Linked DNA regions of Mus musculus: region 2 is linked to region 1. A link is a loop called in an ENCODE intact Hi-C map of the cell type or tissue named here. Cell type or tissue: heart. All regions are shown on one strand. Each heading gives the region's core, and the rest is flanking DNA. Links, peaks and the distances in the headings are about the cores only. Region 1 holds the start of Gpr150 (G protein-coupled receptor 150). Region 2 overlaps Spata9 (spermatogenesis associated 9).

The links. A loop is a pair of places that touch in the nucleus more often than their neighbours do. Peaks named below come from ENCODE experiments on the same cell type or tissue, not always from the same donor. Only the 100,000 strongest peaks of a DNase experiment are listed, where the experiment ranks them.
Region 2: it touches region 1 in a loop (8-fold over the local background); 4 of 42 quality-filtered maps call a loop at or near these places.

Annotation. Positions count from the first base shown.
Region 1 is chr13:76,054,097-76,059,479 of GRCm38, reverse strand. Gpr150 (G protein-coupled receptor 150) reads left to right here and starts at 2,484. Exons shown (of 1, transcript NM_175495.2): 1 at 2,484-4,629. The coding sequence starts at 2,656. The coding sequence ends at 3,939. In heart, for the core only: a CTCF peak has its summit at 3,088 (motif pointing right); DNase peaks (open chromatin) are centred at 2,999 and 3,949; H3K4me3 peaks cover 1,990 bases; H3K27ac peaks cover 1,236 bases; H3K27me3 peaks cover 4,238 bases.
Region 2 is chr13:75,979,425-75,984,807 of GRCm38, reverse strand. The region is part of intron 3 of Spata9 (spermatogenesis associated 9); the gene reads right to left. Among named protein-coding and RNA genes, the nearest start is that of Spata9, 14 kb to the right of the region's middle. In heart, for the core only: a CTCF peak has its summit at 2,722 (motif pointing left); no DNase peak of the experiment used is centred there.

The DNA.
Region 1 (5,383 bases), core at 329-5,328:
AATAATGTGTATAATGTTTGTGAGCATGTCTGTGGAGGCCAGAAGACAACTTGGGAATCAATCTCAAGAGGAGGCTCCAAGGCCTGACACTGTTACTGATGCTATGATGTACTTAGAGACAGGAGCCTAGCATGGCCATTCTCTAAGAGGCCCAACAAGCAGCTGACTGAGACAGAAGCAGATACTTACACCCAACCAATAGACTGAAGTCAAGGACCCCTATGGTTGAATTAGGGAAAGGCTGAGAGAAGCTAAGGATGAGGGCAACCCCATAGGAAGACCAACAGTCTCAACTAACTCGGACCCCTGAGACAGTGTGTGCTAGCTTGTCCAACCCCACCCCCACCCCACCCCCAGACACATAGACAGCAAAGAACTACCTGGTCTGGCCTCAATGAGAGAAGATGCGCCTAACCCTCCAGAGACTTGAGGCCCCAGGGAATGGGAGATTTGCTGGGGTATGTGGGGTGTGGGGACATCTTCTTGGAGACGGGAGGAGGAATGGGATAAGGAACTGTCAGAGGGCAGAATAGGAGGGGGATAACGACTGAGCTGTAGAAAAAAAGATTAAAGGTAATATTTTTTAAAATAGGAGGAGGAGGAGGAGGACATGGGGGAGAAGGCCAGGACCAGCTTGTCCTATGGGTTTTGCAAGGCCACAACTGATTCTGGCAACCCAAGCAGCAGTGGTTGCCATTTACCCTGGAAAACAACTATTTTTTTAAAATCAATATTTTATCAAGTCTTTCTAAAGTTCGATGGAATAAACTTTCAGTGGTAGAATCTTGGTATATTATTTATGAGAATATTCCAACAAACTGTGGAATTACTTTGAGAAATAATTGAACTAACGTTTGGTAAGGCAGTCATGGGTTGCCAGGTGCTGCTCAGAAATGAAAGACTGGAGCACACGGTACCAAGAAACTCTTCATTGTAGCCACTGTTCCTCTTCCTTCATGTTCCAGCAAAGAGAGACATCAGCATCCACACACCCTCAGACCCTACTGGGCTCTTCTAGATGATACTGGCACCAAAGGCATGAAAAGCATCTTATGTGATACATTTATAGTCAGGACCAGAACTTTGCTCAAAGTTATCTGATATGCCTTAAATTGGTACTAATTCATCAACTGGACATATATTGACTGATTGATATCTGCCATGTATCAGGACCAATATGAGGATCTGGATAGATAATGAAAAACGACACATGTCTCCAGCCAAAATGATAGACCTTAGGAAAATGAGATTTCTACAGCAACCAGCAGGGTGGTACGAATCCTACCAAGTCCCCCTAATTCATGCATCTGTAGGTTGCAAACATTCCCACAGCTTGGGAAGCAACAGACACCCATTCCTCCCTGGCCCAAGACCAGGAAGTACAAGAAATTTTACTTTCACCATGATTAATTTGATGGATGCACAAACTGATGCTTCCAACGGGAAAAGTGAATTGTTTGTGAAATGAGGCTAAAAGTGGCAGCATTAAATCTAAACCATTTCCTGTGAACTGGATTTCTTTTTTAAAAATTGGCTGCTGTATGGTTTTCTTAGTCACCTTTTCTCTGGGCTTATTGGAGGCGTAGTCCCTCCCAGCAACCTCCCATCTGCTGGAAAACAGAATCAGGAGACAGAGAAGCCCGCGTGACACATCCATCACTAGAAGAAAATACTAGGAAGGACTCAATCCATGAACCACCATTTGTATAAAAATCTGGTAGTACTGTCTTCAGACTGACAAAATGAGTTTTGCATCACTGAGAGGAGAGAGCGGCTGCCATCCCCTGATGCTAGTAAAGAGAGTACTGGAAAGCATCTGCAGACCTCTCTGTTCCTAATTGCCAGGCAAAGGGAGGGCCCATAGTTCTCTCCGGATTAAAGTCCTAGCACTGCAGGCAGAGGAAGGTATACCCCTATCAAAGGCTCACCTAATGACTCTGCTCAAAAAGCTATTACTACTATTTAGGACTGGTTGTAGTTCTGTGGTAGACTGCTGGCCCAGCAGGGTCGGAAGTGGAGAAATAGAGGAACCCTGCTTGGTTTCTTGTGTCCTTGTATTTCTCAAGCTAGCGCAGACGTATGGCATTACAAAAAAAAAAATTCTTTTCTTTTTTTTTTTATCAAAAGTAGCATTTGTAATTTTTCCTGTTAGCAATCACACAATTAATTGTTGGGGGTGGGGATACTATCTCAGCCGAGGAACTATCTATCTCATAATTGATTCTGAGTTAACATTAGTTAGCCTTTGCAGTGGTCACATGCACAACTTTCTTTCTGGCTATATGTCACAGGGCAAGATTTCCAGAGCCTAGAGGTCCACGGATGCCACTGAGGGAGGCGGCTGTGTGGATTAGAAAGATGCTCTGCTGGGATGGGGGGGGGGGCAGTGGGGAGGGGGAGGAAGCGAAAAGCGGAGAAGGTGGAGAATAGGGATCATGTGTGTTCCTCGAATATACAACCCACATTTGAGTGACAAATACCAAGAACAACCTATACAAACAACTAAGCGCAAATCCACGCGTATCCATCTCACCCTGGGTGTGTGTGCTTTTTCAACTAACTTTGGGAAATCGCCGAGACCCAGCGGTGTGGCCCGCGCCACCTCTCATAGACTTTGGCCTTTTAAGCGGTATCTCTCTTTCCTCCGGATTAAGGATGGAAGATCCTTTCAGCCTCGCAATTCTGAATCCCGCATCCAACCTTTCTGTACCCACTCAGCCAAGCTGGAGTCTCAACCTGACTTCTGAGCAAGGAGCCTCTGTCCCAGGACCGCATTCGCCTCCACGCGGGCCACCCAGCCACCGGATCCATCTGGTCTTCTTGGGGATCATCCTGGTGGCCGCGGTAGCTGGCAACACCACTGTGCTCTGCCGCCTGTGCGGCGGTAGCAGCGGACCCTGGCCGGGTCCCAAGCGTCGCAAGATGGACTTCCTGCTTGTGCAGCTAGCAGCGGCTGACCTGTACGCAAGTGGAGGAACAGCATTGTCGCAGCTGGCTTGGGAGCTGCTGGGCGACCCGAGACCGGCTCTGGGCGACTTGGCTTGTCGCCTTTCCCATCTGCTGCAGGCATCGGGGCGGGGCGCCTCCGCCCACCTGGTGGCGCTCATTGCCTTGGAGCGCCAGCTCGCGGTGCGCATTCCTCAGGGCCCTCAGTTGCCAGCACGTGCCCTGGCTGCCCTGAGCTGGCTGCTGGCTCTGCTACTGGCGCTGCCTCCGACCTTCGTGGTGCGCTGGGATGCTCCTCCATCTTCAACCGCCAATGCCTGGCCAGGGAAGCATTGCTGCAGGGGCATCTTCGCGCCCCTGCCGCGCTGGCACCTGCAGGTCTACGCGCTCTATGAAGCTATCGTGGGCTTCGCGGCGCCGGTCGCTCTCTTAGGCTTCTCTTGCGGCCACCTGCTGTGTGTCTGGTGGCAGCGTGGGTCTCAGGCTCCGGTGGCTAGGATGCCCTGGTCGCCCAGTATGGCCAGAGCCTCCTTGCCCAGCGCGTTGCCCCAAGCCAAGGTGCAAAGCTTGAAAATGAGCCTGGCGCTGGCACTGCTCTTCGTGGGCTGCGACCTGCCCTACTTCGCCGCTCGCTTGGCAGCCGCCTGGTCATCGAAGCCCGCGGGTGACTGGGAGAGAGAGAGCCTGGTGGCGGCGATGCGCGTCCTAGAGGTGGCCAACAGCGCCATCAACCCTTTGATCTACCTTTTCTTCCAGGCGGGCGACTGCCGTCTCTGGCGGAGGCTGCGGAGGCGCCTAGGAGTTCTGTGCTGCGTGCGGGAGGAAGAAGCCGATATCAGCGAATGGGCTGGGGACCACCAGGCACTCCACCGCCATCGCTGGCCCCACCCTCATTATCACCATGCCCGGCGGGAGGAGCGGAACCAGGGCTGCCTGCGCCCACCCCCGCCACGCCCCAGACCGCCGCCCTGCTCCTGTGAAAGTGCCTTCTAGGAACTGCTGAACGGACAGGTCCTTGGCCACTGTAGCACAGCCTTCAGACAACGGAGGGTGTAAGTGATCTGCCTAAGTCACCAAGAGTGGAACTGTCTGCAGGAACTACTGAAGCGGCCCGCATCCTGTATGCGACAGTTATTTCCTTCTAGTAAGGGCATGATTTTCACTTCCCGTTAGTTTTCTTCCCTCTGGTTCCTCTCATAACGCCCATTTTGAGGAGACCAAACTCTTGGAAAGTTGTAAAACAAACAAACAAACAAAAAAAAAAACCAAAACAAAAAACTGAGTTCCAGAGTCAATGTTTTTGCGATTCTCTTTTATACTCCCACTACGTTCTAGATTAGACAATTCATTTTAACTAAATTGACAAATTTTCATTCGTTGCTATTATGTTTGTAGTGATTTTGAATTGTGCTTAAATCAAGTGCATCTTTGGGGAGTAGCAAATTTGATGTTCCTTCCGAGAGGAAAATCCCCATAATGCTCTTCCTGGGGAGATCTGGAGTGCTGTTAGCAGCACTGTAGGAAAGTGATCATGCTGTCACGTTAGCGACAGAGCATTTGAAAAATAAAAGCATTTCCCACGTAGCAGCTACAACATTTCTTTAAAACGTAGTAATGTGCTTTCTGGGAGGAAAATAGGTGTGGCTTTTATTTCCAACTTTCACATCAATAAAAACTGAGAATACAGGAGGAGCACATACGCTTCTTTTAGTCCTTTCCAAGCATGCCTGTATTCTGTTAGACATAGAGCTATTGTGCCCAGACCAGCTTCTAAGTTTGTCCACATTAAGCTCCTAAAGGCAAAGTCTTGAGGGAAAGTGTCAATTCGATGTGGCAGGATGGTACTTACTGTTCAAGTGCTCTGAGATCTGCAGGAGAAAGCTCTGTGTAGGTAGAGAACTGTTTAAAAACAAACCTAAACAGGTGAAGTAGAGGCCCTGCCAGTGATCCCAGCACCCAGGCAGGAGCATTGTCTTGAATTTGAGGCCAACATCGACTAAGTAGTGAGTTTTGGAATAGTCTGGACTACATAGACTCTTTGTCTTAAACAAACAAAAAAAATGTCTAGCTTATTCATGTGAGTCAGAGAGGATTAAATCAGGGAACAGTTGATGCATGACCTCTTCCTCTTCACTGTTCTTGCTTCTAAGGGAAGTCGTAGGATTTCTGAGCACCATACAATGTCCTGCACCTGAGAACTCACATCTTTCACAAAACTTGAGTTCTTGTCCATAAGTAAATGTGCCACTAAGAGGCAGAGGGGAAGGGACTGGCTAAAGGTTGTTTACACAAGTCATAATCTGTGAGGATTGTGTTTTGTTCGTGGATAATTATATACTTCTACAACATGTGAAACATAGGAGCCACTCAGTGCAGATTTGTTGCATAATTTAGCAAAACTTGATATAGGTAGGTTACATAAAAGATAAGCTAAAGG
Region 2 (5,383 bases), core at 247-5,246, 75 kb after region 1:
GCTGGCATTTTCTCTTTGGGATAATACCTTAGAGAGCTGTCTGAGATTCTCAGGATGGTGCAGAAAATCCTGGACTGGAAATGCTTGAAGTCTAGTCCCAGGTTGTCCATACGTCCCTAGGGCACTAGCAAAATTCCTCCAGGAGAACTCTGCCACCAAGTGCAGGTTTTACTAATATGAACTCAGCTGGGGAAATTCCAGTTATATAATCATAAAACATAAATAGTCACTCCTAATATTTCAAAGAATAATTATTTGAAAGATAACACACACACACACACACACACACACACACACACACACACAAATATGTTCAAGATTCTTGGAAAAATTTAAAGGTAGAAAGCTCTCTAAGACTTGAAAGGGGGTGAAAACCAAAACCAAAAACAGAATCCTTAGAGAAGGAGCCAGGCACCATGGTGCACACCTTTAAATCCAGAATTTGGGAGGCTGAGGCAGGCGGATCTCTGTGAGACTGAGGGCATCCTGGTCTACAGAGCGAGCCCCAGGCCAGCCAGAGCTGCATACTGAGACCCTGTATGGAAAGACTTTATTCTGTGGGGATGCACAAAAATAAAGCTGTGTAGAGTAAGACGAGAGAGCTCAGTGATGAGGTGCTTGCTGATATGCACCTGGTCTTGGTTTCTATTCTCAATGCTACTCTTAAGGAAAAAAAATACAATAAAATTAAAATATATTTAATAGGCGTGTCAGAAAAAGAGTTTATAGAAACTGACAAAGACATAATATTTGAACAAGTTGTTGCTGAGGCTTTTCAAGAATTGAATTAGTTATTATCAGATGGAAAACTCAGAATTTTCTCAAGAAAGCTCACCCCAGTACAGTTTGAGTTAGTAAGAGTTGAAAATTCCTCTTGGAGATATACACAGACAAAGTCTCACATGTATGGACAGGGAAGACATCTCTAAGCATGTTCACCAATGTACTGTTTGTAAAAGAAAGGAATTGGAAATCAAATTGTTCATACTCCCAGAAACAAACTCTAGATTATCTTTCCTTGTCTTGGAATACCAAAGAGAAGCTAAAATAAACTCTAGCTACATTTATTAATAATGTTAGACAAAACCAAGAATTGTCAAGATAAGTAACAGCATAATGTAATCTATGTGAATGTTAAGCATACACAATAATACTATATAAATAAATATATCCAAATGTACTAAAAAATAAAATTACATTTTCATTTCACCTTCATGGTAATCAGCTCTGTGAGAAAGACAGAAAAAGGGCTAGGATATGTTTCTTTTTATAATGGGCCATTCTGAGGGACAATGAACATGCATTAGGTCTTGGTTATAGTTATGTGGGACTTCTGATAAACCATTTTTGTGTTTTTAAGTATTTCACTCATAAAATTTGTATAATGCTACATCATTAGATGGCCCCCAAAAGGAAAAATGTTATATGTTGTCAAAGAAGACAACGACCCCACATTATTTCTGGTTCATTCACTCAGTCTCAAAACAAGCTTCTAGAGTGAGCTAATACAGACAAGCTATACATGTATCTCAGACTCCTATTGTCAGTCAAATACATTGTGGTTTTTAGGTTTTAGTGGATAAAAAAGAACACACAGTTTAGCTTGAATGCAAAGACAGTATTTTCTGCCACTAAATTTCTATGACTACAGAGAGATTATTTTCTACAGATCTCTTATCTTGCTATACAAACTGTCTTCTGAGCAAGGGATATGTTTGAATATCAAGTAGCTTTAAAAGCTACAGTAAATGCATTTCTGGGGAGAGATCTATAGATGAATCCCCCAGATATGTCAGCGGGCACCCAAGATAATGCCCTCTCCCTTTTACTGTGCAGACACATTCCAGAGTAATGGATACGCCACCCCCTTAGAGGAGAAGCTGAGTAGGCATTTCAGTGTCCCTGAAAAAGCCTCTGTTTATTCATTTCAAAGTTCTTCTCTCCTGATACAATATTAAATATGTACAATTAACAAAGAACCCTTATTGTATCAGCTCGTAGAAAGAATCAAAAGTAGGAACATTTGATTAGCTAGACATTGCTCTGGCTAATTCCAGAATACAATCTGTCCTGGATTGGCCCTAATGCTATTTGTGTTAATTTGGTTCCAAAAATTACATGGGAACCTGCTTGTCTGCCTGTAAGATGCTCAGGGTCCCTGCCCCTGGTTGGCTTTGATTGGTGAAATAAAGTTGCTAGTGGCCAATGGCTGGGCAGAAAGAGAGACAGTAGCAGAGATGAAATACAGATTTTAGTAAGAAATAATTCAGGAATATCAGAGGGGAGAGTGTGTTGACCATGGGGAGGTTTGGAAGTGACCCAGCCATTGAACTGCTTAGGACATCTTAAAAATAAGGCTGTGTGTGTGTGTGTGTGTGTGTGTGTGTGTGTGTGTGTGTGTGTGTGTGTGTGTGTGTCTACAAAAGGAAAATGTGGTGACTTAAAAGCAATGTAAAATTTCAGATCCTTTGCAGCTTTGATTCTGTAGAAAAATGACAAAAGAAATGACAACCTAATTTGTAAGAAATACTTGAGAAATATTCTCAAAAGACATTTTACAACAACTCTATAAAAACTATGCTTTGGGGACTGGACTACTCAGCTGTTAAATGCACTTGTTGCTCTTCCAAAGGACCTGGGTTCTATTCCCAGAACCTATATGGAGACTTACAGTTGTCTGTATAACTCCAGTTCCAGAGGAACTGATGCCCTCTTCTGGCCTTCATGGGCACTGGGCATTCATGTGACACACAGACATTACATACAGGCAAAACATCCTTAGATAACATAAAAATAATTTTTAAGCCTATGGATTTGACAAAAGTCAGAGAAGGAATGGCAAGGCAAAACATTAGCTTTCAAAGGACATTTCAGAAGGAACTAAGAAAATATTCAAATATTCTTTCAATGTTATAACGATACAGAACAAGGCTTGGAGTTTAAAAAAATTCATTGTTTAGCAAATGTAAATATTTTAAAAATAGTCTTAAATATCAAGTATTGCAAAGAAATCTTTTATAAATTCTGTTCTTGGGTGATGAATAATTGAAGTATTTGATTTTTTTCAAAAGTAAATCTTTAATTAATGAAAGATAGACTCCAACGTAATGAAATGTTTGTTGATTCTGGCAACCATTCTGTATGAGGACCTGCTCTTCCCACTATACTTTCAGGCCATATGGTCTCCACAGGCCTCTGACTCCAGCTCTGAAGAGAAAGCAGGGAATCTGTCTTAGGCCATCTGATGTAGTCCACTTCCCTGGTTTAAAGGGAAGCACTGAGATGTATGCCAGCCTCTACCAGTGAACCTGAGGAACACTGGCTCCAGGATTTGATTTTCTGCCATAATTACTTGAGCCTAGAAGGAGGAAGACCCCCTTCCCAAAGCAGTTTTACAGGTCATGTTGGATAATCTAGGAGTGCAATGAATGTAGAGTAAAGAATGAAGATATGCAAAGGAAGAGAGGTAGGCATTGCTTTAGTATCTATGCAGCTATGTCTGGGTGGTTTGTATAAGCTAACACTTTCTCTTTTTGTTTAACCCATTTTGAGCATGATTTTCTCTCCTTTCAGCCAAAGTGTTCAAACTGATACAGCCAGGGTTGAGATTCTGGCTCTGTAAGACACTGAGTCTTCCTACAGAACAAGTCCAGATGCTTTGAATAACATCCAGATTGAAGTATCCAAAGTACTGTGTCATAAAATTTTGAAAATATTCAGGCCTGAAAACATTTTAACAAAAAAAATCACAGAAGCTACATGAAGCCATGAAGGAAAAATATAATTAGAAATAAACAAATTTTAGTGGGTACACCTGAGAAAGTTTATAGCTGAATATACTCAACTGCCATACCAAAGGTTATTTTGAAAACATAACAATAAGTGAGTAAGGTGCAAAATACAACCAAATTGAAAATTCACTACAGCTTCCAGTTTCCATCTCTGTTTGTAGCAGATCCTCTACCACAGGGCTCTATACCCAAATAGCACCAGGAGGGAGCAAGACTCCCAGGATTGTGGACAGGACTGTGAGTGCAGGTTGGACCACCACTGTTGTTCAGAGGAACCCACACAGAGCCCCCAGAACAAAGGAATGGAGGGCCATCCTGAAACGGGAATCTTCTGGTCTCCATCAGTACCTAGAGCTGATCCTGTGCCACAGACCTACATATACAAATACCACCAGGAGAGGGCTGGTCTCCTACGGGTGCCTACATACCTGCAAGCACAGGTAAGTCCGCCACTTCTCTTCAAATTTCTGGCCCAAGAGTGACACTTAAAGGGCCATCAGGAAACAGAAACCCTAAGAGAACACAGATACCACCCCAGGCTACTATACCCAGCAAAACTCTCACTTAGAATAGATGGAGAAACCAACATATTCCATGACAAAACCAAATTTAGACAATATCTTTCTACAAATCCAGTCCTACAAAGTATAATTGATGGAAAGCACCAACACAAGGAGGGAAACTACATCCTAGGAAAAGCAAGAAAGTAATCTTCTTTCAACAAACCCATTAGAGGATAATCACACAAACATAAAAATAACATCAATAATAACAGGGAGCAACAATCACTATTCCTTAATATCTCTTAACATCAATGGACTCAATTTCCCAATAAAAAGGAATAGACTAACATACTGGATACGTAAACATGACCTAGCATTTTGCTGCATACAGGAAATGCACATCAGTGTCAAAGACAAACACTACCTCAGAGTAAAGATCTGGAAAACAATTTTCCAAGCAAATGGTCCCAAGAAAGGAGCTGAAGTAGCCATTCTAATATTGGATAAAATCAACTTTAACCAAAAGTCATCAAAAAAGATAAGGAAGGACACTTCATACTCATCAAGGGAAAAATCTACCAAGAAGAACTCTCAATTCTGAACATCTATGCTTCAAATGCAAGGGTACCCAGAATTCTCAACTGAGAAATACTGAATGGCTGAGAAGCACCTAAAGAAATGTTCAACATCCTTAGTCATCAGAGAAATGCAAATCAAAACAACCCTGAGATTTCACCTCACACCAGTCAGAATGGCTAAGATCAAAAATTCAGGTGACAGCAGATGCTGGCGTGGATGTGGAGAAAGAACACTCCTCCACTGCTGGTGGGACTGAAAACTGGTACAACCACTCTAGAAATCAGTTTGGCGGTACCAGAAAATTCGAAATAGCTATACCACTCCTGGGCATATACCCAGAAGATGCTCCAACTTGTAATAAGAACATATGCCCCACTATGTTCATAGCAGCCTTATTTATAATAGCCAGAAGCTGGAAAGAACCCAGATGTCCCTCAACAGAGGAATGGATACAGAAAATGTGGTACATTTAAACAATGGAGTACTGCTCAGCTATTAAAAACAATGGAT